Linked DNA regions of Mus musculus: regions 1, 2, 3 and 4 are each linked to region 5. A link is a loop called in an ENCODE intact Hi-C map of the cell type or tissue named here. Cell type or tissue: heart. All regions are shown on one strand. Region 1 holds the start of Usp35 (ubiquitin specific peptidase 35). Region 2 holds the start of Clns1a (chloride channel, nucleotide-sensitive, 1A). Region 3 has its middle 6.4 kb from the start of Gm32945. Region 4 has its middle 2.9 kb from the start of Gab2. Region 5 holds the start of Ints4 (integrator complex subunit 4).

Region 1 (5,000 bases), 150 kb after region 5:
GAGAACCAATGGGACTTCTGGGGTAGAGGACAGCATATGGTCTTTGCCCAGAGTCAGTGTTTGTGGTAGGCTCTCCGAGGGAAGATGGTGGCGGCCAGGAAAACCATGACAGTTCAAACTGTGATAGTTACTCAACATGCTAATTTCTACTCCCCCCTCCCTCCCTCTCTCCTCTCTTTCTGTATTTCAAGACTGGGTTTGTCTGTGTAGCCCTGGCTGTCTTGGAACTCACTCTGTAGGCCAGGCTGGCTTTAAACTCAGAAATCCGCCTGCCTCTGTTGCCCAAGAGCTGCGATTAAAGGTGAGAGCCACCACTGCCTCATGAAATAGACACTCTCGTAGGCTTTATAGACCAGCATGACAGGCCCTTCCCTTCCTCTGCAACTTGACTTCTAGCCTCCCCTTGGCCAGGATTTTGAAGGAAAAATCTCATCAGGCTGCCAAGCCTCACCTGTAGCACCCACACCATCCTTTTTGACTCAAAGCACTTTATGCTCAGTACTTAGCACAGTACTTTATGCTCAGTACTTAGCACAGTTAACCTAAGTAGGAGCCTGGCTTCCCTGCTGAAGAAATCCCTTGCTATCCCCAGAAACTGGGGCTGGGCAGGGAGTAGGGAAGACATTTTTTTTTTTTTTTTTTAACTTTGTTTAGTTAGACCTATCTTCACCTTCCCGGACTTGTGCACCAACAGGACTATTTATGTCCCTGTTTTGGAGATAAACACTTTAAAACTTTTCATTTTGAAAATACTCCCTTGAATTTTCACTTTGGAATCAAATGTGTAGGACAATGTCTAATTGGCTGTCATGCTGCCAAGGCCATGGTGGCTTCCACTGTGCAGGGGAAGGGACAGAGCACCGGGTTCAAGTGAGTGACGACTGCCGATCACCTAGCAGCTTCCCAGCCTTACCCAGGGTGATCTCCAGGATAGGGCTTTGGCCCAGAGCTCTGCAGACTTCCCCTTCATCCTTTCACACCCAACAGCTGACGGCCACCTTGCCCTGTCCTATCTCTGAGAGGCCTACAGGCTGCTCCCCTCAGTTCACACAAGGGGCACTGGGATTTGTGCCCATCAGGGCGGGGTGGGGGTGGGCTGGAAGAAGAGACCACCCAACCTGAGGCATTTCCTTGCTTGCACAGAAATGCTTTGTTGAAGATGGTCCCAACACCATCCCTCAACCGCAGGCAGAACTTTCCCTAGCCACCCTGGCTCATCTTGTGGTTTTCCTCAGGCACCCACACCTCCTTTCAGCTTTCTCTTCCTGTGGCCTTCCCACTCCTCCCAACAGTGATAACTGTAAACAAAGGGCTTTCAAATAGCTCCAGCCTGAAGACACCATAGAAGGGTTGCCTTGTAGCTGGGCATTGAAAGTGCTAGGGCACAGGTCCTGGAGCACAACTTTGGATGGGTGGGGCATTGGATTGCCTTGTAGCTGGGCATTGAAAGTGCTAGGGCACAGGTCCTGGAGCACAACTTTGGATGGGTGGGGCATTGGGTTGCCTTGTAGCTGGGCATTGAAAGTGCTAGGGCACAGGTCCTGGAGCACAACTTTGGATGGGTGGGGCATCACAATGCTTGCTTCTTTCCTGTCACCCCAGACCAAACCTCTGTTTCCCCTGTGGGCAGAGAAAGGCAGGGTCTTTGAAGGCTTTTGGGGGCAAGTCACTTATCAGGTGTGTTGCTCAACTGGAAACAGTTATCACGGTGAGGCCTTGGCGGGATGTGAGTAGAATGAGTATGTGTGTGACGCACTGAGCTCCAGGGATGGGCTCTTTATTTCTAGTCACATGGAAAGAATGGTGCTGTGTACATCCACACGCCCTGGGTTCACTAGAGCTGGGAGGGGTCCCTGTCATCCCTGTGGTCCGCCTCGCGCTCGCCCACCTAACCCAGCACCCACTCCTCAGCTCTGGAACCGGTCCCTTCTGATCAAACAAGAGGTCCCCTTCTCACCTAGAGACTCGGCTCCTCTTCCTAACCCACCAAAGGCTCCTCCCACAGCGCATCCCTTTCTCCAGCCCCGCCCCTCAGGTGGTTCGGTCTACCCCCTCACCCCGAAACGCGCCCCTCCCCCGCGGCCACGGGCGGGGCTACCCCATTTCACAGATGAGAACAGCGAGGCTGCGACAGATGACCTTTCACGGCAGGACAGGTGCCCGGAAAGACATGTATGCGTCCGCTGGGTCCAGAGCCCTCCCCGAAACCCCTGCGCACCGCACCCACCTCCTGCCCTCGCTCGGCAGCCTCCCCTCCAGCCAGCGCAGCTTCGCTAGGGGGTGGGCCGGGCTGGGGCAGGGGCGGGTCGTCCCGGGCCGCGCGCTGGCCGCCGGGACTTGTAGTCCCCTCTGCGTTCCTTCCTGTGCCGCGTGCCGGGCCCGGACTCCACCTCCCAGGAGGCTACGCGGAGAGCCAGCCCCCTACTGGCCCGCCCCGCCGGCACTGGGACCAGCTGGCCTTAAAGGGGACGCGGCCCGACTGGGAGCTCGCAGGGTAACCCCCGCTGTGGCTCCGCCCCGTTTCCCCGCACCTCACCCCTCTCCCAGTTCCGTCCCGCAGCTCTGAGACCGCGCAGTTGCACTGCCCAGGTCCATCTAGGGTTGTGCGGAGCGGGGTGGGTGGAGTTGGACATCACAAAGTAGCAGCAGCATCCCTGCGGTCTGGGACCCCTCGGTAGGGGAGCGGAGGACCCGCCCTGACCTCGACTGGCCCAGCCTAGTCTAGTCCGGCCCATGCGCCCCGCCCAGGAGTGGGTTCTAAGGTAAGGCCCTCTGAAGTCTAGGAGTTAAGGGGGCTTTGGGTGTTTGAGTGCTCATGTCGGGGGGCGGGGGCAGTGTCTGCACTCTTGACATTTCGAGTGCTCCTTACTTATCTTTAGGACTCTGAGAGCACGAGATTGGAAGGTGGGGGATCTAGGTGCTTCTGGGCCTTTGCTGTGTGACCTTGGCCTTCTAACTGCCCCTCTCTGAGCCTTAACCATCTCCTTCATCAACTGAGTAGTTCCAGCTTCTGTACCTCTCAGTCCTGAGAGCAGCCACAACTAGAACCATGACGCCTGGCAATCTTTTTGCGGAGAACCCCCAGTCTGGGCTAAACAGGCGTAAGGAAGGAAGAGAGGGGGCCCAACTGGAGTAGACACTGAGGATCCAGAGGCAGTCTGATCATCTTTGTCCTGGAGTCCGGGGGCCTTGACATCGCTTGCAGATTGCAGAACTGAAGCTTAAGCGCCTGTCCTCCCTCAGAGAAAGTCTGGGCTGGGAGTGGGGGCTGGGTTAGCAGAGGTTAGTGAGTGGTGGCTCTGTAATCAGGGGCGAGTGTGGACAGTCCCAGAGGGGACTTCTCTTCATCTTCTCTTCCATCTCTCTAATTCCTCTTCAGTAACAGGGTTGTTCTTGCCTGTCACTAGCAAAGCCCTCACTCCTGTCTTTCCAGGACCCAGCCTGGGGCTGGTCGAGGCCTCCTAGGGGGAAGGGTGCCATGCTAGGGTTGCCTTGGTAAGACACTGAGTTAAAACACATTCTGCTGCCAAGAGACCCGAGTGAACCCTGGCGTCCATAGGAGTCAGGGTGTGGGGGCATGAATGTGAGGGGCTGAGAGGACAGCAGATGAACCCCCTCCTCCCCAACGCAGGGCAGGGACCTGCAGACCCTCCCTCCTCCCCTTTGAGGAGATCTGGGAACAGCAGATCCAGGGGCTAACCAGGAGCTGGGGTTTCTTATTGTTTTTTCTGCCTTGTTTGTATGGGCCATTTCTGGAATGGCTGAGTCTTCTTTGGCCTCTGTGAGGTATCTCGCAGATGTTCAAGGGTCATGGATATTAGAGTCCAGGCCCAGGCTGAGGAGGGACAGGGACTGGCCTCAAGGTAACTCTGTCTCTGGATACTACTTTTCTGGTCACATCTTTGATTTTTATCTCGTTTTGTTACCAAATGTCTCTCATCAATATCTAGGCACACCTAGATACATGGCCACCTCTGCCCCTGGGCACACTATCATCCTGGGCGCTGTGTACAGAACAGGATTGGATCTACTTCCTCCAGAGTCAGACCCTAGCCAGGTAGGAGAGAGAGCGTGCTGGAGCAAGTTAGACTGCAGAGGATGAAGGAGCCAAGGCGGCCTGGGAACCGGAGCTTAGAGACTCGCTCTGTGGAGGGACAGGGAATGGCTTGTGAACTGGGCATTGCAGGATGAGTCAGAATTAGCCAGGAAAGAAGAGGCAAGCCCTTTCCCATAGAGAGGACAGAAACAAAACAAAACAAAACAAAACAGCCTTTCTCCAATTTCCATCTATGCCTAATATCAGTGTGGTGTCACATAGACAGCCCAAGTGGCAGGCTTTCGAGTATGGGCTTTGACTGAGGGGCCTAGTGGCCTTGAGGGTCTGAGTAGCCAGGCAAGAGGGAACTTTTCAGAAATGAGGTTAATCTGATGGCATTGCTGAGGGAGAGAGGCTGAGGAGGTGATGGAGGTTGAGCTCAGGACCCCCCTAACCCCCATGGTGATAGGGAAGAGCCAGGTTCTCCGAAGCACAAGCAGGGGACTGTCAACACACAGCTGAAATGCCAAGGGTTATCCATGAGGGACAGATGAAGGCTCAGGGCCTTCTGGGTGGGGTGTTCCCTCTCCCGGGTTCCTGGAGCATCCACACAGAGTGTGCCTGGACACCAGGCTGGCAGGCTGGCAGGCTGGCAGGCTGAGGGCACAGACTCAGGGTTTGGGCAAGGGCATCAGCCATGCTGGGGAAAGGCCAAGAGGTAAGTGGCCAGTCACCTTCCATTTGGGTTTCAGAGGCTGAGAGTTGAAGGGGTCTCTTTCTCTGTCACCAAGGCTACCATGGAGGTGGTGTCCAGCGCAATTAAAAATCTGGACTGCTGTCCTCCAGGCCTTGTGACAGGAGGATGGATCGAATGAGAGAGTGAGTGAGGTTCAGGAGACTACTGTCCTAGTCCAGGCAAGGAGTGAAGAGAAGCTGATGGGGGCGGGTTGGGGGAGTGGGGGTG
Region 2 (5,000 bases), 220 kb before region 5:
TAGAATATTTATAGACTTAGACTTACTGCTGAATAAACTCACCCTTTCCTGTTCTCTCAAAGCTCTAACTGGCTGGTTTAACTCAGCTGTTCTGGTGCAAACTCCTCTCCAAGCTGACTGACTCAATCGGGTTTCTCTCAGCTTCTGACTGAATTGTTCTGCTTGACATCAAGGTAACTCTAGCAATCTGTCCTGATCTTCTGGCTCCTTCTTTTTCTCTAACCTGTCTCGGTACAACTGTCCCAGTAAAACCGCCTCCTTCCTCTCTCTGAACTGCTCTCTCCAGTAGCTTTCCTTTCCTCTTTTCTCCCGAAGGTTGGGCGTATCCTATTTGGTCAAATCTTTCTCGGATTTGATCATTTTTTCTGCCACTCAACTAGACATCACTTTCAAACATGGTGCTTCCTTCCACAAACTAACTTTACCTTCACTATTTGGGATTCAAGGTGTGTACTAAGGCCTTGTCTGTATTCCAGCCAGAGGCAATAAAGATGTGGACTAAAGGCTGTGCCACACCACACCTAGAAAAAGGTTTTTATCTAGTATACAATCTCATTGTTTACAGTGTGATCAAACATCCTGCAACACAAGGCAGATTTGGAATCAATAAGTAGGTGTTTACATACCCATTGTAGTCAGCTATATAGCCCAGAAGAGAGGCCAGGGAAAGTACCTTAGAGAGACACATGCTTCAAGAGTCTTCAAGTCTTTTGAAAGAAGACTTAGGAGAGAGAAGGAATGGAAGAAATAGACTGTAAACTGGAAAACATCTGCTGGGTATAAGCAGTAAGATCTTTGGTGATCTCCACAATTTCTTCTGCATGTGGAGTGGTGGAACACAGATATATTCCTAACTTTGACAAGATCCATTTTATTTGCCCATGTGTATTAGTCAGGGTTCTCTAGAGTAACAGAACTTACAGAATGAATGAATGAATGAATGAATCTCACAACTTCTTCCCTCCCATCCCTTTTCTTTCTCCCTCATGGCTACTCCAAACACATATACCAACCAAACTGCGCACCCACCCACATTTGTATTTCTAGTCGGTGTCTAAACACCCAGTCCCACTATCCACACTGTTCTCTGAACAAATAGCTCTTTACACGTTTATACCCTGGGCTCTGTAGTAGGCATAATCTTGGTCCCCAAGAGATTTGTTTTCCAGTGCCATGAAAGAAGGGACTTTGAATGTAATTAAGATTACTAATCTACTGATGGTGAAATAAACGAGATAGCCTGGATTTTCTAGGCAGGAGCAATGTTATAACTCGAGCTCTTAAAAGCAGAGGATTTCCTTTGTGGCCAACAAATAGAATATAGCAAAAGGTAAACCAGAGACTCTGAAAGACAGGAAAGAATGAGAAGAGAAAGAAAGAATGAAAGAAAGAGGGGGGAAAGGAGGGAGGAAGGGAAAGGAAAGAAATGGGGAGGGAGGGCGGGTGAACAGGAAGGTATGGGGTGGGGGTAGGAGGGTATGAGCGTGTATGTAGTGTGTATTTTAGTGGCATGTCTATGTTATTGTGAAAGTACTGAATCCTGCAGGTAGTGAAATAGAAGAATTCCTTCCAGGACCTGCACATCCAGGAGTCGGGTTCGGCTGGTTGTGACTCCGCCCTGCGTGGGCCTGAAGATGGTCCTTCCCCCCAGCCCCCACAAACACACACACTTGAAGCAGAACATCCCAGCTCATTAACCAAACGTCGTAACCCGTCACAATCTGAGCTACATATTCCACGCAGGGAAATCGTCTAGTTGACACGACCATTCCGAAAGCTAGGCCCACGGAAAAACTAACCGAGGCTCTGCAGACTCAAAACTCAACGTGACCACGCGCCAGGCTTGCAGGAGACAGGCCGGTTCGCACAGGTCGTTAGGGAGAAACGCGGGCTAGGGGACAGAACCAGCCGAGCTCGGGAGGGGACAATCCCACCCTGCCCGCACAATAGCGCCGGCCGGCTGGTCGGCGCCCCCCAACCTTACCTCTCCGCGATGTAAAGCGTGCCGGTGCCGAGCCCCTTCCCGTTCAGCACAGCCTCGGTGTCTGGCTGCTGCAGCCGGAGCCCGTCGGCCGACCCAGGCGGCGGGAAGCTTTTGAGGAAGCTCATTGCCGGGGAAAGCATCGCTCCACGCGAACCGAGAGAGGCGAGTACCGCAATCGCGGCTCGCACGGAGCTGCCCCGGAAGCAGTAGTCGTAGCCCGGAAGAACAACTTTCTCAGCGAGGGCCTTAGCATGCGGTTGACCATAGAGACGGGATGTTCTAGGCAACTCAGAGGTCCGCAGCGAGCCGGCTGGCTTTTGTCACGTGGCATCGGTTCCCCTTTCCCGCTCCTCTAAGGATGCTTAGAATAATCGAGTGTTTTCTATGTGGTTCTCTTTGAAGGTCATAGGAGCAAACCCCGAGAGAGGATGTATAAGGAATACCAAGCCTTTCCCAACAAAAAGCGGGAAGGGACCCAGGCCCCAGGAGTCCCTCGCCGAAGGAGGACTCACAGAAATAAAATCCACACGCATCTGGAGATCCCAAGTCTCCCGGCTGGGTGCACGAGTCTACCCTGCTTCCGCCTCGTCAGGCCTGTTCTCCTTGGGTTCACACAGCCATTTACCAGACCTCTTAGTCCCCACGTCGCCGGAGAGATCGAGCGCCCCATCCCCACGAGTCATGCCACGAGCACGAAAAGGTTACATTAATGATGGACAGTGCGCAGCAAGACAGTCAAAAGACTGCCCGAGGGAAAGGTAGGCCACTGGTTAGGAACCCTTGCCTTCCCTGTTCGCTAGGTCCCAGTGAATAAGAGCAGTGAAAACCTACAGGTTTGGTGAATAGAAACCCATAACAGAGACCTATAGACCACACAGCATACGGACTTTACCTCTTATATTTCTTCATGGATTCCTTCGTGGTTTTTGAGACAGGGCTTCTTTAAGTATCCCAGGCTGGCTTCCAATACATAATCGATTTGCACCGAACTCCAGTTTACTGGTACTACTATGAGCACCCATCACCACACTTGCTCAATTAATTTTTTTCTTTATGATACACAATATGAACACATTTTCTATTACCCACTTTAACAGATGGGACCTGAGGCATTAAACTCACAAGCTAGAGTTGGTGGATGGAATTCAGTCAGTTGACCTCTAGACTCCACTTTTTTTGGCTGTAGAATTGTAATATCTATGGGGCTAAGGCTGTTTAGGTTGGATAACATACATGGAGGATGTGATAGCAGTTTTATCTTTCTTTCTCTTCTTCCTCCTTTTTTCCCTTTGGATTCTTTTCAACAGAGGAATCTAAAGATTTTTTTCCTCACATATATGTATATACCTACCTACATACAGTCAGGTGTGAGCCACCCTGCCTGGGCGCAGTGACCCTATCTGCAAAGGCATTAGGCAGTCTCACAAGCTGACCCATGTCTCCAGTCAGTTCCAAGTGTTACGTTTTAAAATTTAGTTTGTTGTTAGTGAGACTAGGAGGCAGGTCCCCTGAACAGGAATGAGAAGGTGGGAGTGGAGTAAGGGAGGGGATGAGAAAAGATTCTAGAACTCTCTGAAGGTTAAAATCCTCGTCATGTGGATATAGATTGAGAGGAAGAATTTGTGACGATGAAGACAAGAATAGACAAAGAAGAGAGGTTAAATATCGTTTCTAAATTTCCAGTTTAAAACGTTGAGTAGGTGTGCTTTCTAAGTGGTAGATTTCAGAAAGAGGTTTTCAAGGTAGGTTCCAAGGGTAGCAGATAGAGTTCTTGCTGGATTAGCTTGGGTTGAATCCCCAGTACTTAAAAAGAGTAGCCTATGAGTCTGATTGGAGAAATGGTTAATCTGAGACATTCCCTAAGACATTTATTTGGTGAAACAAACAGTGCTTGGTTCAGAAAAGGAGCCCCCATGTATGTCAGAGAAAACTGGCAAGAACCAGTATAGTAGTTTCTCATCAATTTGTCTTAGTCTTCAGAATCATTTACATTGTAATAGCCCAATGGCAAGACATTTTATACAAGGTGCTAAGTGAAGAAAGAAATCTTAGCTGTGAAGAAGATCCCTCCAAGCACTGGGTGCCAGGCTCCAGCATTTTAATGCAAACCATCACCTGGAAACAACTGACAGAGCCCCGTAAAGATAAGAGGTTATAAGGGTTCCTGCCTTTGGGTAACAGTAAGAGTTAGGCTTACAAACCCACTCTTACTAGACCAGAATTACTACTATTAGAACATAGGGACATGTTCTAATGAGGTTTGATCATTATTATGTTCTTTATTTTTGGCCCCTATAGTAGAATAAAATGATTTGTTTGGAGAGGTCATAGTACAACGACAGGTATCCCACTAGAAAATAAAATGTTAAAGAACAGACAAAACAGGCTTGTAATAGAAAATCAGAGAACCGAAGTGTGAGGGTGTTCTCTCCTGTTGTGTCAGCTTTCTGTAACAGTTTCTGACCGTGGAATTCAGTTGTTGCCACAGAGCCTGCTGGCTTCTTGGAATTTCTCTTAGAAACTAGTGACATTTTTGTAAGAACTTTTAAATACAGTTTAATAATTCCATGACCTGTTCATTTTAAACACCGAAAGTCGAGCAAGAGATAATTAGAAGACAGATTAAATAGGAACATACCCATCTCTTTCATGCTTCAGAGAAGAACATTATATAAAGAAGAATACTCAGAAGAATGGAGATGAGAGACAAAGAGAACTGAAAAGAGAAAGGCTCAAAAGCAATAGGAAAGCTACCAGGTCACAGACACAGACAGGGGTTAGAATCTTCTAGGGGTTAGGCTAGAAAGATGGAAACTGAGTCAGGTGGCTCTGAAATGGGCAAGAGGTACTGGACAGGGAAGGTGGTCTGTACCACAAGCTTGTCTTGTAGGTTCTAGCTAACTTTCCCTAGAGATGACTGTATGCACTAGTGATGTATACACTAGGCCACATCCTCTTAGTGCTCTTTCTCTGATTGTCGTTTAGACTTTGAATAACCTTGAACTTATTGTCAGAA
Region 3 (5,000 bases), 56 kb after region 5:
CTGAGTTCAGTACTCAGGAAAGCTGGCTCCTATAAACTTGTCTTTGGCAGGACATGCTACAGTAAGCCAGGTTGCCTGACAGTCAGACCTACAGCCAAGCCAGGGCTTCCCCCAAGCTGTCTTTTGTGTCTTGATGGATCGGATATAGGAGCTTTCTTCTGGAGTCCAGCCCTGCTCTCCGCTCCTCCAGTCTCCTCTTTCTTTCTGTCCCTTTCTTTCTTTCCTGTGTTCTCTTCCTTCTTCCGCTATTTTTGTTTCAGTGGTTTGTTCGTCTGTTTGTTTTTGCGTAGGGGGACAGCACGGTCTCACTGGCTGGCCTGGAGCTCTATATGTAGATCAGGCTGGCATGAAGTCACTGAGATCCACCTGCCCCTGCCTCACAAACGTTGCAGCAAAAGTGTGTGTGTCACCAGGGCTGGCTTCCCCTCTACTGCTTTAACTCACGTCTTTGTCTGGCACTTTTCTCTGTACACCTGCCTTTTCTTTCTCGCTTCTCTGCTTCCTTCTCCTTTCAACGTTTTCTCCCTTGAGCCAACCCTTCTTTCTCTCTCTTTTCCTTTCTGGTGATCCTTGTCCTCCACCTACCACCTCTCTGTGAATCTTTGTTTCTTCAGAGAGATCAGCCAGACCAGGCCCATCTCTGTGCTAGGACCGAATTTGGAGGAAGGTGAGCTGGCCTCTTCCAAGGAAGTGCTAACAGATCACAGAACTGGGCGCTAGCCCATGGTCAGCCATGTAAGCAGCCTGGGCTCCTAGGATTTGGAAACACACATTCCATGAAGCTTGCCTGCAAGGCTTTGCCACCCCACGCCCTGTCACACTGGGTGGATGACTCATCAGATACACAATGGCCGTGGGGAGCAGACTTTCTCCATATGGGCAGGCTCAGGATTCCAAGCAGGGAGCCCAGCAGTATGGCAGGCCAGCATAACCATGCTTCCCACGGTGTAGGATAAACGCCTCCACTCCCAGACATCCCTGTTAAACCAGAGGATCTGAGATGGGGTCAGGCATCTTCATGTTAAGGATAGGGTTGCTCACTTGGCTCTGCTGCCCATTTCTAAGACTTTCTTCTATCAAACCATCCCCGGGAGTCCCATGTGGGCAACAGTGTTATAGCACTGTTTGTTTTACCCAAGGGTGTGTGTGTGTGTGTGTGTGTGTGTGTGTGTGTGTGTGTGTGTGCATGTGTGTGTTCACATGTACACCCACATACCTTTGTACATGTGTCCTTAATATAATATCTATTATCAGAGAATGGCTAAACCAATGATGTCTCCTATTATGAATAATATTCATGCATTAAATGGAATTGAGGTGTCGACAGAAACACGGAGTAGATTATTGATAACCAAGACTTGTGAGAGGGAAGGATGGGAGATTATTGCTTAATCCACCCAGAAGAGAGTTAGTTTGCTTTACTGAGGAAGGGAGTTCTCCATGTAGCCCAAGGTCCCTGAAAGTTCCTGTCCCCTGCTCTGCCTCATCAGTGCTGTGGTTGTAGGCATGGGCCCCGAGGCCCAGCTTAGGCCCAACTTCTCCTCAGGGATCACTGTATGTATGATATTTAGATGCAGCCAACACACACACACACACACACACACACACACACACACACACACACGTTTATATACACACATGCATACTGTCACCAAATTACAACTTAGCATGCACACTTATACAAAAGATGTTCAAGATTAAGTGAAAATGGAAACTGAGATGAAGACACACGGAATAAATTACGGAAGTGTGTGAGTGAGTGTGTGTGTTTGTGTGTGTGTTTGTGTGTGTGTGTGTGTGTGTGTGTGTGTGTGTGTGCATGAGTGCACAAAGAGGAATCAGATCGCTTTCTTAGCATTGTCAATGGAAGTAGGATTGGCTGAGCAGGCAAGGGAGAAACTCTTGGTCCTTTTATAGTACTAAAAAGAAGAATTGGATTATAAATGATTCTGATTTTTTAAAAATTTATTCATTTAGTGGTGTGTGTGTGTGTGTGTGTGTGTGTGCGCGCGCGCGCGTGCGCGTGTGCGTGTGTTCCTATGAAAAAGATTAAACATGCCAAAACCCACCATCCTTGTCTTTAACAATCTCAGAATCAACTGCGAATTTATATTGGGACAGCATCTCAAAATACTTAGTGTAGAACCACAGTGGAGGGACAACTTCGGGGTGTCAGGAGAGGGGATCCCTGGAAGGGGTGGCATTTCAGCTTTAAATGCCAAAAGGTGGTCACCAGTTGGAGAGGCACAGTTCCCAGAATGAGGCCAGCTTTTCAGATGTCAGCCAGATTCCAGACCCCACAGAATATGGGAAGGTGGTTTCCTTAAAGGTTCTCCTGGTGTTAGGTGAGGGGACAGCTTCTACTCCCTGGTTACATAGGGCAAGCCAGGAGAGCTTTGAAAAATTCTCTCAGGGAGTTCAGTTTTCCCTCTGAGGTCAGGAGATGGATTTTAGCCGTTTTCCTTCCTACTGCCTCTTGTCTTACGGGTGGTGTGTCTTGGAGGCATAGTCTCCGCGGAGCCCCACAGAGCTGTCCGGCAGCGCCCTCTGCTGGCAGAAATCAGAGCGGCCGGCTCTCTCCTTGCAGTGTCCTCCCGGGACACAGGCGTTTGGTCCAGATTAGTTTAAACAGTAGGCCTGGCCATATGTAAGTTTTCATTTACTGAATATTTATATACTCGGAGATAATGTAAAGCTAGAAGAAATCAGAAAAATTATAATAGATCTTTTGTACTATGCCATACTATGCCATGTATATAGCTCATGGTATGGTATATATATATGTGTGTGTGTGTCTGTGTGTGTCTGTGTGTGTCTGTGTGTGTCTGTGTGTGTAGATAGATGATAGATAGATAGATAAAGAGAGAGGGGGAGAGAGAGAATATGTAGTATAGTATTGTGTCTGTGCCTATGTATGTGTGGATACGTACATTATATGGAGGGAAGGAAAAGAGAAAAGGAGAGAGGAAGAAAGGAAGCAGCTGATTCTTCCTTAACATTCTGAATTTAAGATTATTCCCGGCCTGGAGAGATGGCTCAGCGGTTAAGAGCACTGACTGCTCTTCCAGAGGTCTTGAGTTCAAATCCCAGCAACCACATGGTGGCTCAAAACCCATCTGTAATGAGATCTAATGCCCTCTCCTGGTGTGTCTGAAGACAGTATATTCACATATATAAAATCTTTAATAAAAAAAAAAAGATTATCCCCAACTTCTTCTGTATTGCTAATTCCACCAAGTGATTAATCCTTCCGGAAACTTCTCCAAACTGCAAAGCTAAGGTAAGCACTTTTTATCTCCATCTGCCTGTGCCTTTGTGTTCAACCATTTCTACTGAAACAGCACATTTGTTAGTGTGCTGTCTGTCTGTCCTTCCCTGGTGGCCTCTGCCTCTGGGCTTCCAGGGGTCCCAACCATGAGTGGTTTTGGAAAGATGGGAGGATTTTTCTCCTACCAGCTGCCATCAGTGAACAAGCAGATGACTATGAGTCTAAAAACACATCTCATGTGCACACAAGCAGACCTCATACACACACACACACACACATACACACACACACACACACACGTGCACATACACGTTTGTGGGCACATGTCCCTCCACTTAGGCCAGGACTTGACACCGGGGTGAGGTCAGGTTAGTTCACTGCTAGCAGAAAATGAGGTCAGGACGGCCAGTGAGGCCAGAACAAGGTTTTGGACTTTACTCAGCAGGTGGTTCTCTGGACAGACTTTGTGACATCTCCTCATTCTCTGGAGGTGACCTAGGGCTAATGTAAAATGACCCACACAGCCTTCCTCGTCCTGTTCCACCAAAGCCAACTTCTGCCCTCCCTTATTTGCTGGACTTCAACTCAAAGCTTCAATTAAGTAAATATGAAAGGCTGTGAAATCAGAATTCTAAGAGGCAAGAGTACAGCAGGCATAATAATGACCTTAAAGATTCTGTCCTCTAACCCCTGGGACTATGACGGCCTACATGCCAAAGGGGACTTAAGGATGCAGAAGGAAACACAATGGCTAATCAGCAGACACTGACACAGCATCTGGGACTATCCAGATGTGCTCAGTGGAAGCAGGTAAGAAAGTCAGAACAGGGGAAAGAAAGAAGGCAACAAGGAGGAGGGAGCAAGGCTGTGACAGGAAGAGAAGGCACTTCTGATGAAGGAACACAGAAGCTTCTAGAAGCTGTAAATGCATCCCCTCCTCCAGCCAGAAAGGCCTGCATCCCCCCCTGATAGGCCAGTGAGATCCATTCTTGAACTTGGACCTCTAAGACTGTAATATAACAAATAAGTCTGTGTTCCTCTGAGACGCCAGATTTATGGTCATTTGTGGACAGCAGAGATACAAAACTGACTGAAGAAGCATGGGAAATATTTCAGAAGGCAGGAATGGGGTCCTCACACTGCAAGACTGTCAGTGCAGGGCAGAGTCATGTGGAAGCCAGAACAGGAGCCTGGCCCTGTAACATCCTAGCTCAAAAGGAAGAAGGTCCAGGGGTGGCTCAAGGGCCAGAAGCCTGAGAGCGTTTGGAAGAACGTTGTCTATTGGCTGAGCTTCATTTGTGAGCTCCTGGATCCTTTGATTTGTTTTTTTTTTTTTGTTTTTTTGTTTTTTTTTTTTTTTTTTGAGACAGAATAGGTTGTGTAGCCCAAACTGGCTTTAAACTCAAGATCCTCCTGCCCTTACCTTCCTGCTGGGTATGTGCCACCCCAGCCAAGTTTATGGATCTTGATCAAGGTCGCCTCCATCTCCAACAACTCCTCCTAACACTTGCCCAGAGCGAACAAAAGCTTCCCAATCACCCCTGGACACGGGCTAGGGTCCTCGCTTGGGGGCTGGCCCTTGGCGGCAGACCAACAGTTTTCTGAAATAAGGGCAACTCACTGAGGAAGGGACTGACCAAGGCAAAGGATGCAGGTAAGGTCTTTGTGTCCTGGACTTCCCAAATGAACTTTCTCTGGCCAGTTCTTCACTTGGGGGAGCCCAGCAAAAGCA
Region 4 (5,000 bases), 400 kb after region 5:
TGCTCAACCCCTCTTCCCCAGCGTCGTGGAAGAGTAGGACAGAGATCCAAGGACTGCTCCGGTTTCCTGTCCATTCCCACAGTTTCAGGTTTCAGTAAGTCCGATTCTGGCTGAAATGAGTCCTGCTTCACTGTAAGTTAACTCTCACATCTCTAGGCCAGAGAAGCAGCAAACAGACATACTGTGTGCTGGGAGCTTACTGCATTCACCTTCCACAGCGATTATCTTCACTGCCTTACAAATTGGATAGGTCATAATTATACCCATTTTACAGATAGCCTGAAGCCACACAGCTGACACAATGCAGGCCTTTCTAATCCAGGTGTTTTGGGAGGAGGGGAGGGGAATCTTCTCTCCTGTTTTTTTTTTTTTTTCCCAGAGTGACATTACTGCAGTAATGTCTGTAGATCAAAGGGTGCTTGGGGGGGGGGTGTGGGGGGACTGGACGGGACTAGATCTTATTGCTGAGAAACAAAGTCCAGCTGGCGCTCTCCCATAGTGCCTCTGGGAAAACTGAATCCAGTAAAAGGAAACTGTAAGTTTTGCAGAACACAATGAATTGGAAAACAAGGAGGTATAAAAGAACAAGAAATTGTGATAAAAATGTCCAGAGTTTCCACTCATTGACTTTATAAGAGATCTCTCCTATATAAATGTGAATATAGAGATCTTTTTCTCACTGGCTTGTGCTGAGAGGGTTGAGATAAAGGACCAGGAAGCAAACACCCAACACCAGTGCTCCAGGGGGAAAGTGGAGGAAAAAGAAAAGCAAAACCAAAACCTTTGGTAAGAGTTCTTTTTTTAACTCACAAAGTACCTTTCCAAACAGCATTTAAAAGGTAGGTTCCCTTCTAGTTTCTCATGAAGTTGCTTAGTAACCCACTTTATCAACAGGGAGTTGTGTGGTTGATGCATGAACCGGAGAGGCAGCATCTTGCAATGCCTCAGCATAACCTTTGTTTTCTGGATTATTTTAGTCTTCTCTCTGGGTGCACCAAAGCTAGTTATTTTAGATAGTTGGACATCTTTTAGTCTAACAGATTTTGTTTGGATTGGGGAATCTTTAACCATTTCAATTATAAAAGCTGATTCCTACCTGTGCTTAGCAATTCTAGTCACTCTGAGAGATGAAGGGACCTTTGACCCATTCCACTGACCTTCAAGTATCCAGAGTAGCTCCACAGAACATGAAGCTAGAATGCTTAGGCTGTATCTGGGACCATAATCACCCTTGACTTTTTAATTTAGGGATTCTTAAGCCACCACTAGAATTATGGCCATTTTAAAACCTCTGGCTCCCAGGACCTTAAACACTTTGTGAGACATAAATATCAAAATACTTAGTCTGCCAAGTCAACCAGGAGGCAGTGACTCCCAGTCACAACAAAGCAACCCTGATTCCATTCACATTTGAGTCCTGGTGCCAAATCTCCAGGATTGCAGCCTGAGAAATCTGCAAAGACTGGCTGCACCTAGGGTTGTGATGGAAGTCAAGCAGACATATGCCCTACCCTCTCCTAGGAGAGCGGGAATACTAATCCGAGAATTGTGAGATTTAAGACACAGGCGGGGAGACTCATCAACTATTAGTCTGGGTTGGTTTTGTTTAGCAAAGACGGGTTGTTATTTTTAAGTTCATGAAATTGGCAGTCTGGTGTTATGTGATCAAAAACAGAAAGGGTCTTGAAATATAACAGTTACAGAGCTCCGGTTTGGGGAATCTTCAGAATGTCCCAATCCTTCTCCAAAACTCAGCAGGGGCTACACATAGTGCCCCTGCTCTTCTGCCCTGACTTTCATTGTCTGTCCTTATTAGTGGGTGCCCAGAGGTGCTAGCTGCACACAGGGAGCATGACTGTTGTTGGGCTCCCTGGCTCTGTCTTCAGACTCTCAGAAGTGCGTGAGGCCTGGAGACAGCCCTTGGACAGAATGTTCCTGTCTGGACTTTCACTATGTCCTCTCCATTCGCTGTTGTGTCCCCAGCCCCCCATCTCCCTAGAAAAAACTGGAAAACAAATTATGTGAATGATTTATTAACGTGAAGATGGGCGCCATCTATTGGAAATAGTTAAAATGACACCGACCCCTAAGCCCTGCAAGGACATGCTTCGCTAGATTGTAATTTAGGCAATTTTGATTAAAGACCACTGGTATTTCCTAAGAGGAATTAATAGCCAGCCCCAAGAGTTCTTTGGGACATTAATCCCATATTCCCATTAAGTTCCCAGGAAATGAACATTTTAGGGGAGGTTGTCATGCAGAGATTTAAAACAAGCACACATTGTGTGTGTGTGTTGTGGGGGGTAGGGGTGGGCAGACACCACCTATGCCTTGTTGCCATCTCCTCCACAAAGCCTGGGCTCTAATGGGTGAGTGTGGCTTTGAATGTTATGGGAGGCAGCCTGCATTCGTGCCTGTCTCAAAGCTGAGGATTTGTGGCCAGCAGCAGGTGCATGGCTGGTGGAAGGATCCCAGGAATGGGTTGAGAGAGCTGGAAAGAGCTGTCCTCAACTGCACACCAGGCTGGAGTGATTAAAAACCATTCTCACGAGGCTTGACGTCAGTCGTTGGCCTGCTAGTGGGGTTGGATGTTTCTGCCTTTTCTTCCCTTCAATTGAGAAGACAGGTTCATTTCAGAGCAGAGTGCTGCCTGTGCAGTCAGTGTGAGCAGATGAGCCATCTCAGCTGGTGACTTTCGGGACACACACCTCTCAGGGATGTTTGTTGGGTGCCTCCTGGTTGTTTAGAACCAACTTTATTACCCTCATCAACTTACCATCTGATTACCCAAGGCTGAGGATGGTGGGCTTGGGGTGTGATTAAGACTTAATTTGGTTTCTTCTCTATGAATTGTTAAATAAACTTCTTTGAAAAGCTTAAGCTAGTCCAGTTTTCCACTCTTACCTTTGTCAATAGCCATCACCAGCCAGGCACCATGATGCATGACTTTAATCCCAGCACTCTGGGAACCAGAAGCAGGTGTGTCTCTGTGAGTTCAAAGCCAGCCTAGTCTGCACAATGAATTCTAAGACAGCCAGAGCTACATAGTGAGCTCCTGTCTCAAAAACTGGAAAACAAAACAAACAAAGGACCATTGTTACTTCTTCTGTGGTATTAGCCTCCTAGGACATGGCTTCAACAGCGCTGAGGATGACAGTGTTACTGGAGTCATTAGATGAAAACCTAGTCCCTGGCAACCTTAGCAAGCTACAGTCATCTGTCCTCATATGACAATAAAGAGACCATTAATGGTGAAAAGCTGAGAAAGGAAATGTATCCAGAGTGGCCATACTGAGAAACAAAAAGCTACAGTGACCTAACTCCTAACCCCAAGTCCTAACCCCAAGGAGAACACTGACTTGAGGCTTAGGTTTAAATAGAGGGTAAAAGGCATAAGTAACTAAGTTACTTCTACTAATTATAGTTATAATTCTAACTAACCAGGTGTGGTCCTATCAATCACCGGCCAATCATTGTCTTAGCTCCAGTTTATCTTGGAAGTTGTCCCCCTGTATAGACTCTCTTGCTAGGAAGCAAGTCCCTTCTTTGGCTAACACATTCTTCCTGCATGTCTTCATTCCATTGTTTTAATGATCTGATAGCTCAAAGGAGGGAGGCATATTAGTGTTTCTTTAGATTATCTTTTGCTATGGTGGCCAAAGCAACATCACTGTTACACAGATCCTGCTGCAAACCCACTTGCCACAGTCTCCTAAAACTACTGGGCTCTACAAACAAGGACCAGCTCCTTACCTGCTCCACAGAGAGGCAGCTCAAATTAGACCTTGAAGACACGTCAAGACCCACTTCCCCAGCACTTACCACACTTTCTTTACTGCAAACAACCAGTTATGAGTTCCTTGAGGGCAGGAGTATATCTTAATTTTTGAGGCCAGATTCACAATACATGGTCATTCCTTTAAAGGGGATGACAAGGATGACTGTGGACTACTGGGAACACCCAGAATCCTAGAGAAGTCCTACTGTAGCCACTGCCTAGATGGACAGGCTGAGCAGATGCAGGGGCCCCTGACCCATGAAGATGACTGTATAGCTTAAGAGTGTAGTTTAGGGCTACAGAGCTGACCTAATTAACAGCTGTAACTCTTGAGGAGTTTCAAAATCCACAGTTCCTCTGACCTTTTGGCTTATACCCTCAGGCTCCAGAGAGCCAACTCTGTTAACCTTTGGTTTCCAAATCCAGTTTTCTTCCTCTTAGGGAGTAAGCATTGAATCTTTCTGGTTATTCTAATGCCTGGCTTTACTAACAGTACTTCAGTTCTAGCACTAAACTTCTCTACTCTCACAGAACTAGGAAAGGAGGAGAAATCACATCCCCTGATTCAAAGTGGCTTCACTGAGCATGAGCAGAGATTGCTCTTTTGGGCGTGATGGCTCATGATGCTTGTAATCCAGCACTCAAGAAATAAACAGCAAGATTGCCATGGGTTGGAGGCCTAAGCTATGAACTGCTAGGCTTGCCTGGCCAATGGCAAGCCCCCCCACCCCCAAGGAAACACCACTTCCCCTGCACAAGTTGCATTCCATACTATGTAAGTCTGCAGCTTGTCGCTCTGTACGTTTCGTTTTGTATGGAATTAAAAAGTCCTCAGTTGATCCCCCGACCTCATTTAGTACTTCTTTCCAGGTTCCCAAGATGACTGGCCCAAAGCTTGTGAGAGGATGTTGAATGCTTTCAAAACTGGCTCTCTGGGAGGGAGGAGGTTGCTTTAGAGTATTCGCCAGTAAATACTCATCCGTCCTCCACCCGCAGACCATCTCAGGTTATCAATTAATTTAATGTCCTTGAATACAGAGTCCTTGGAGATGCTCACAAACACACCATTGTTATTTACAGCATAAAGATAAAGACATAAAACACAGACACATTATGTAAACACATGATTTCTAATCAGCTTTTTATTTAATTTTTTAGATAGGGCCTCACAAAGTAGCTGCATTAGCTGTTTGCATCATGGTGACACAACTTTAGAGAAGAA
Region 5 (5,000 bases):
AGTAAGGAAAGCTTCCTGACCCTTGACTCATTCAAAAAGTCCAGAACTTACTACATTAAAAAAGGAACCGTAAGATATTAATTAAAGCCAATGCTCAGTTATACACGAGGGCCGCTGGGAACGTAGCTCGGTTTGTAGAGTACTTGCCTAACATGCTCAAGTCCCTAGGTTCAATCCCCAGCATAAACCAGGAAGTGGAGGCAGGAGGTTTAAAATTCAACCTTAGCGACACTGCACCTGGACTGTATGAGACCTTGTCTTATTTGTTTTGTTTTGTTTTGTTTTTCCCCAAGACAAGGTTTCTCTGTGTAGTCCTTGCTGCTCTGGAGCGTGCCTCAAACTCACAGAAATCCACCTTCCTCTGCCCCCTAATGATGGGATTAAAGGCATGTGCCAATCCCCCATCCCCACCCCTCTGAGGTGGGCCACCCCAGCTGAGACCTTGGTTTTTGTTTTGGTTTTAAAAAAGAAAAAAAAAAAAAGAGCTGGACCTGCAGAGATGACTCAGGGGCTAAGAGTGAATTCTTGCTCTTGCACAGGCCCCAGGTTCAACTCCTAGCACCCACCTGGTAACTCACAACTGGCTGTAATTTCCGTTCTAGGGGATCTGATGCCCTCTTCTGGCACTGCACACGTGATACACTGACATTCATGCAGACAGAACACTCATGCATATAATATAAAGAACAAAAAATGTAAGCTTTTGTAAGAAAGACGAATAAAGAGAAAGCCAATTTACCAATAGCCGATAAACAAACATGAGAAGACGGCAGTATGAGATCACTGAAAGTTAGAGCTGGGCTTTAGGAAAAGGAGAAAATGCTAAGGAGAATGGAAGAATACCGACTCGCCAGTGTAGTTCTCTCTGTGACGATAACAGAGACACTGCCCTGGCTCTCCAGTTAGACTATGTACTCCCCAAAAGCAGGGGTTCTGATAGACAACGACTTCCTACCACACATGGTACACAGAAATCACTCAAGTATTTGAAAATACTTTAATTTTTTCCTGTTGAATTAATGAATGAATGGAAGGTTTAAGAGTCATTTTCCATCAGGCATGGTGATGCAAGCCTTTAATCCCTGCACTTGGGAAGAAAAGGCAGGCTGATTCCTTCCTGTTCATGATCAGCCTGCTCTACATAGTGAGACCCTGTCTCAAAGAAAAAAAAAATTTTTTTTTTTCCTTAATGAGACCACTCTGCCTAAATATCTAAGACTGCTGGGGATCCACTGGCATAAACCCCCGGGCCTGGTCAAAATGCAGATCTTGCCTCACACCACCAACCTATTGAACATAATCTGCATCATAACAAACTCCCTAAAAGAGCGAGATCTGTAACAGCTCGGTGGTAGACCACATGCCTCAGCATGCATAAGGCCCTACACTCAATCTCCCCTACTACAAAAAAGATAAAAAATTTAAGTATTCCTCAAGACGCGTATATTTTGTATGTATCTGTGTACATATGGAAATTTAAGAAGCAGAATACATCGCTTCTACAGAGACACTGTGGAGCACACTGACAGTTCTGACAGGGGCTCTCTTGGTCCACCTATGTTTAAAAGAGAGAGGATGATAGGTTTGCCGTCCTGTGACTCTTGCCTGCTTGGTCTGAGCCTTGAATTCTACAGACCTTTAGTCAGCTTGGGGTTTTGCATACAGCTCAACTTGTCTCTGAAAGTTAGAGGTACACGAGTTAAGAGGAGTTCTGCCACCAACTGAGGACAGGAGAATGCAAATATAACCGATCTGGCACAACCGAGCTGTGAGACATTAAAATAAGATACCTGACAGTTTTTAAAACTATACAGCACGTTGTCCCAATGATTTTGTTTTGTCTTTATCAAGTGAGCTGGGAGTGTGACTTTGGGATAGAGTGATAAGTTAGCATGCTTAAGACCCCGAATTCTAGTCCCAGAACTTTAAATACAACAACAACAACAAACCCCAAAGTCAGAGTACACATGAGAACAGCGGCCTCGACCTAACACGCCCCCTGCCTGACGCGCAGCCTAGGAACCTAAACCTAAGCCGGCTACACACAAGCTTAGGCGCTGATCTGGAGAACAGCCTGGGTGCGGACAACCCTCCCGCGCAGACTGGTCCATGGCTTTTTCTGCCAGCGCTTACCTGAACCACTTTAGTGAACTCCTCATACACCCGCTTTTTCAGGTGCGCCGCCATGGCTGCACCGGACCTTCTCGGCTTCTGTACTTGCTGAGAACGTGGAGAGAAACCTTTCTACAGCACCGATTTCGCTGCAATCCCACAAAGCAGTGGGGTTGCTGGATAGAGAGGCCTCTTCCTGAAGCTCCACTGCCCAGTGAGTCGATTGGCTGCCGCTACTGCTGGGAGACGGAAATTAGAGTGCATCCTGGAAGATGGGTGGAGTAAAAGGCGGGGCTGGTGGGAGCTGGAGGCAAAACCCGGAGCTGTATCCTGGAGGTGCCCTGCTAGAATCTTAGGGTGAGTGTTGCCATAGTTCCAGCTCCTCCCCGAAGTTCGTTTTACTTTGTTACAGTAATTTAGAAGTTATCCATCAATAAGAAAGAAGAAGAAGAAAAACGGAAAGATAAAGAAAAGAAAGCCAAGAATCTTCCTGTTGAATCAATGAAAGGTTTAAGATCATTTTTCTGAATGGTACTACTCTGCAAGTCTGAAGATTTAAGAATGCTGGTGGTCCACCCGGAGCCAAGTCTCTATCAGGACTGTCAGTGTGTTCCACGAATCTCTGGTGAAGAGACTAATGCTTCCTCTGACAGCTGGGAAACAGTGAAAAAGAATCTTGAGACTGAGGATGAAGCCACGTGTTGTGGTGTCAAAAACCAGGAGCCAACACTGAGATATAGAAAGGCAAAAATGTTACCATTACAGACACACCCACACACACACACCCACAGTAGAAGGATGAGGTGTCCTCAAAGTCTTACAAAGGTTCTTTATGACTTTGGCAAGCAAGCAAAGCTTAATAAAAAGGGAACTTTATTATGATTAGCATTTAGCATAAACTCAATTACAGGTTTTTAACTTCATTGTAGTTGGTAGGTTTCAGAAAACCTTGTTTTTCAAGTTAAGTCTGCTTCTCAGAAGGTCTTTGTAGTCTTTCTTTGGAAAACAGTCTACATAATAGAAAGATAAATCTCATTTTGCCTAAAAAATGCAAGTACAAATATCAAGACCCTGGAAATAAGTCTAGAACATGAACAATGAGTAGAATAGAGTTCCTGTTATTATTTAACCCTTGTTAAGATCAATAATGAAGGAAGGAATAAGAATGGAATTGCTGTTATTATTTAACCCATATTAAAGTGAATAGTGAAGGCAGAAATAGGGGAGTCAGATTCTAACACAACACTCCTTTAAGACTCTGGTACTTGAACAAGTGACCTCCACGACAAGCATACTGATAATCCCTACCTAACAAAAACATGCTTACAGTGTAATGAAACAATACAGAAACAAGAACACCCTGCATCTGAGATATGTGGTGCTCTTGAGTTTTACAACTCACCTGTTCTTTACTTTTTTAACCAAAACATGGGACATTTAGAGGAGGGAACAGGAAGTTGGTAGGTACAGAGGACCCAAAAACACATAGATTATCTTTATCCTATACTATACGTAGGAAGACTGTGTTACAGCTCAGATGGAAAGGTGTCCTGGCAGTTAGGAGTCAAGGAATACCACAAAGTCACATTGCACAACAAACCTCACACGAGATTTGTTGGCAGGGAAAATCCCAGAAGGCTGACTGCCAATGCTTGAAAAAAAAAAAACAGCAGAGGACTGAGGAGAAACAGGGTTTATATAGGATTCCTGGGGTGGTGTGTGGGGAGCTTTCCAGGGTGAGGATTGGGGGGACTTCAAAACTCGAGCTTTTTTTATTTAAAAAAAATTATTTTAACTCTAGAGTTGGGGCTGGCTGTTGGGTGTTCTGTGGGTGGAGCCTGGTGGTTGAAGGTCCCTGGGGGTGGGGGCAGGCCTGACTCTTCATGCACCTCAAGGGGCTTGCAAAGACAGATACCTAAATGGCTTGTTACAGAGCAACCAAAGTGCTGGATAAAGGAATGTGGTTCAAAAGGACCAACTTTCCGCAGGAGGATTTTTCATCTAACTTTTAAAAAGTACATTTTCCTGAGAAAGAGAAGGAAACAGAGCACACAACGTGTCAAAGAAAATAATTAGCAAACGGTACATTGAGTAAATATTAGCTGTTTTTATCATTCCAATATTTGAATGTTCTATCTAATCCAAGTTGGTAGACACTGTAAAACCACTGGCTGGTGGGTTTGTACCTGTACTCCCAATCCCAGAGAGACTGAAATAGAAAGCTCTCCTATGGTCTAGCCTAAGCTTTATAGCAAGTGTAAGGCAAGCCTGTGCTAGCCATAATAATATAAGTCATATCCGTCCTTCTGGACACTGGAACCATCTATTTAATCCTGATGGTATTTTAGGGACCTACACCTTTTTTGTTCCCCTGTTGTAAGTGTAAGGAGGCAGCTTTACCAGCCTCACCGAACCACACCAATTATATCACTCAGGCTCAGTACCCACTCTCCCCACAGCCTAAGGGGACTTAAGCCTCTTATCTCTGATGTCTTAAAAAAGAATCATCTGTGCCCAACTTATTCTGACTTTAATAATCTCATGCTCAATGGTTAATAAAAAACCCAATGGACCCTCCCACTTGGTTCAGGATCTCTGACTTCTCAACTCAGCAGTGGTTCCCCTTCACCCCGTAGTATCTGACCCCTATTCTCTGTTCCCCACCTTCCCCTCAGAGAGCTCTCATGCTTCAACAGGTTCTCCTCCATCTTCCAGAATTAACTCATCCCTTCTCTCTCCATGTATAAAAAAGAGGGCTAAGCCTTGGGGTCCTGGATTACCATCTGGGAACCTTCTTTTGTTGCCATTGCATACTTATCAAAAAATTGGACTATTCTATCCAAGGATTGGGTTCCTTGTCTGCACAGTGAACTTTATATATGCAAATC

The links. A loop is a pair of places that touch in the nucleus more often than their neighbours do. Peaks named below come from ENCODE experiments on the same cell type or tissue, not always from the same donor. Only the 100,000 strongest peaks of a DNase experiment are listed, where the experiment ranks them.
Region 1: it touches region 5 in a loop (3.0-fold over the local background); 3 of 42 quality-filtered maps call a loop at or near these places.
Region 2: it touches region 5 in a loop (12-fold over the local background); 11 of 42 quality-filtered maps call a loop at or near these places.
Region 3: it touches region 5 in a loop (4-fold over the local background); 20 of 42 quality-filtered maps call a loop at or near these places.
Region 4: it touches region 5 in a loop (4-fold over the local background); 2 of 42 quality-filtered maps call a loop at or near these places.

Annotation. Positions count from the first base shown.
Region 1 is chr7:97,329,599-97,334,598 of GRCm38, reverse strand. It overlaps Usp35 (ubiquitin specific peptidase 35), which reads left to right and starts at 2,490. Exons shown (of 11, transcript NM_001177412.2): 1 at 2,490-2,762. Kctd21 (potassium channel tetramerisation domain containing 21) reads right to left here and starts at 2,276. Exons shown (of 2, transcript NM_001039039.3): 1 at 2,228-2,276. In heart, a CTCF peak has its summit at 2,437 (motif pointing left); DNase peaks (open chromatin) are centred at 958, 2,368, 3,108 and 3,538; H3K4me3 peaks cover 1,987 bases; H3K27ac peaks cover 1,264 bases.
Region 2 is chr7:97,693,854-97,698,853 of GRCm38, reverse strand. Clns1a (chloride channel, nucleotide-sensitive, 1A) reads right to left here and starts at 2,197. Exons shown (of 7, transcript NM_023671.2): 1 at 1,985-2,197. The coding sequence starts at 2,124. It overlaps Rsf1os2 (remodeling and spacing factor 1, opposite strand 2), which reads left to right and starts at 2,387. Exons shown (of 3, transcript NR_154552.1): 1 at 2,387-2,742. In heart, no CTCF peak of the experiment used is centred here; a DNase peak (open chromatin) is centred at 2,213; H3K4me3 peaks cover 2,119 bases; H3K27ac peaks cover 1,951 bases.
Region 3 is chr7:97,422,579-97,427,578 of GRCm38, reverse strand. No RefSeq gene overlaps it. Among named protein-coding and RNA genes, the nearest start is that of Gm32945, 6.4 kb to the right of the region's middle. In heart, a CTCF peak has its summit at 2,553 (motif pointing left); a DNase peak (open chromatin) is centred at 2,548.
Region 4 is chr7:97,076,302-97,081,301 of GRCm38, reverse strand. No RefSeq gene overlaps it. Among named protein-coding and RNA genes, the nearest start is that of Gab2, 2.9 kb to the left of the region's middle. In heart, a CTCF peak has its summit at 2,065 (motif pointing left); a DNase peak (open chromatin) is centred at 1,941; H3K4me3 peaks cover 328 bases; H3K27ac peaks cover 338 bases.
Region 5 is chr7:97,478,284-97,483,283 of GRCm38, reverse strand. It overlaps Ints4 (integrator complex subunit 4), which reads right to left and starts at 2,328. Exons shown (of 23, transcript NM_027256.2): 1 at 2,134-2,328. The coding sequence starts at 2,187. In heart, a CTCF peak has its summit at 2,045; a DNase peak (open chromatin) is centred at 2,333; H3K4me3 peaks cover 1,839 bases; H3K27ac peaks cover 1,093 bases.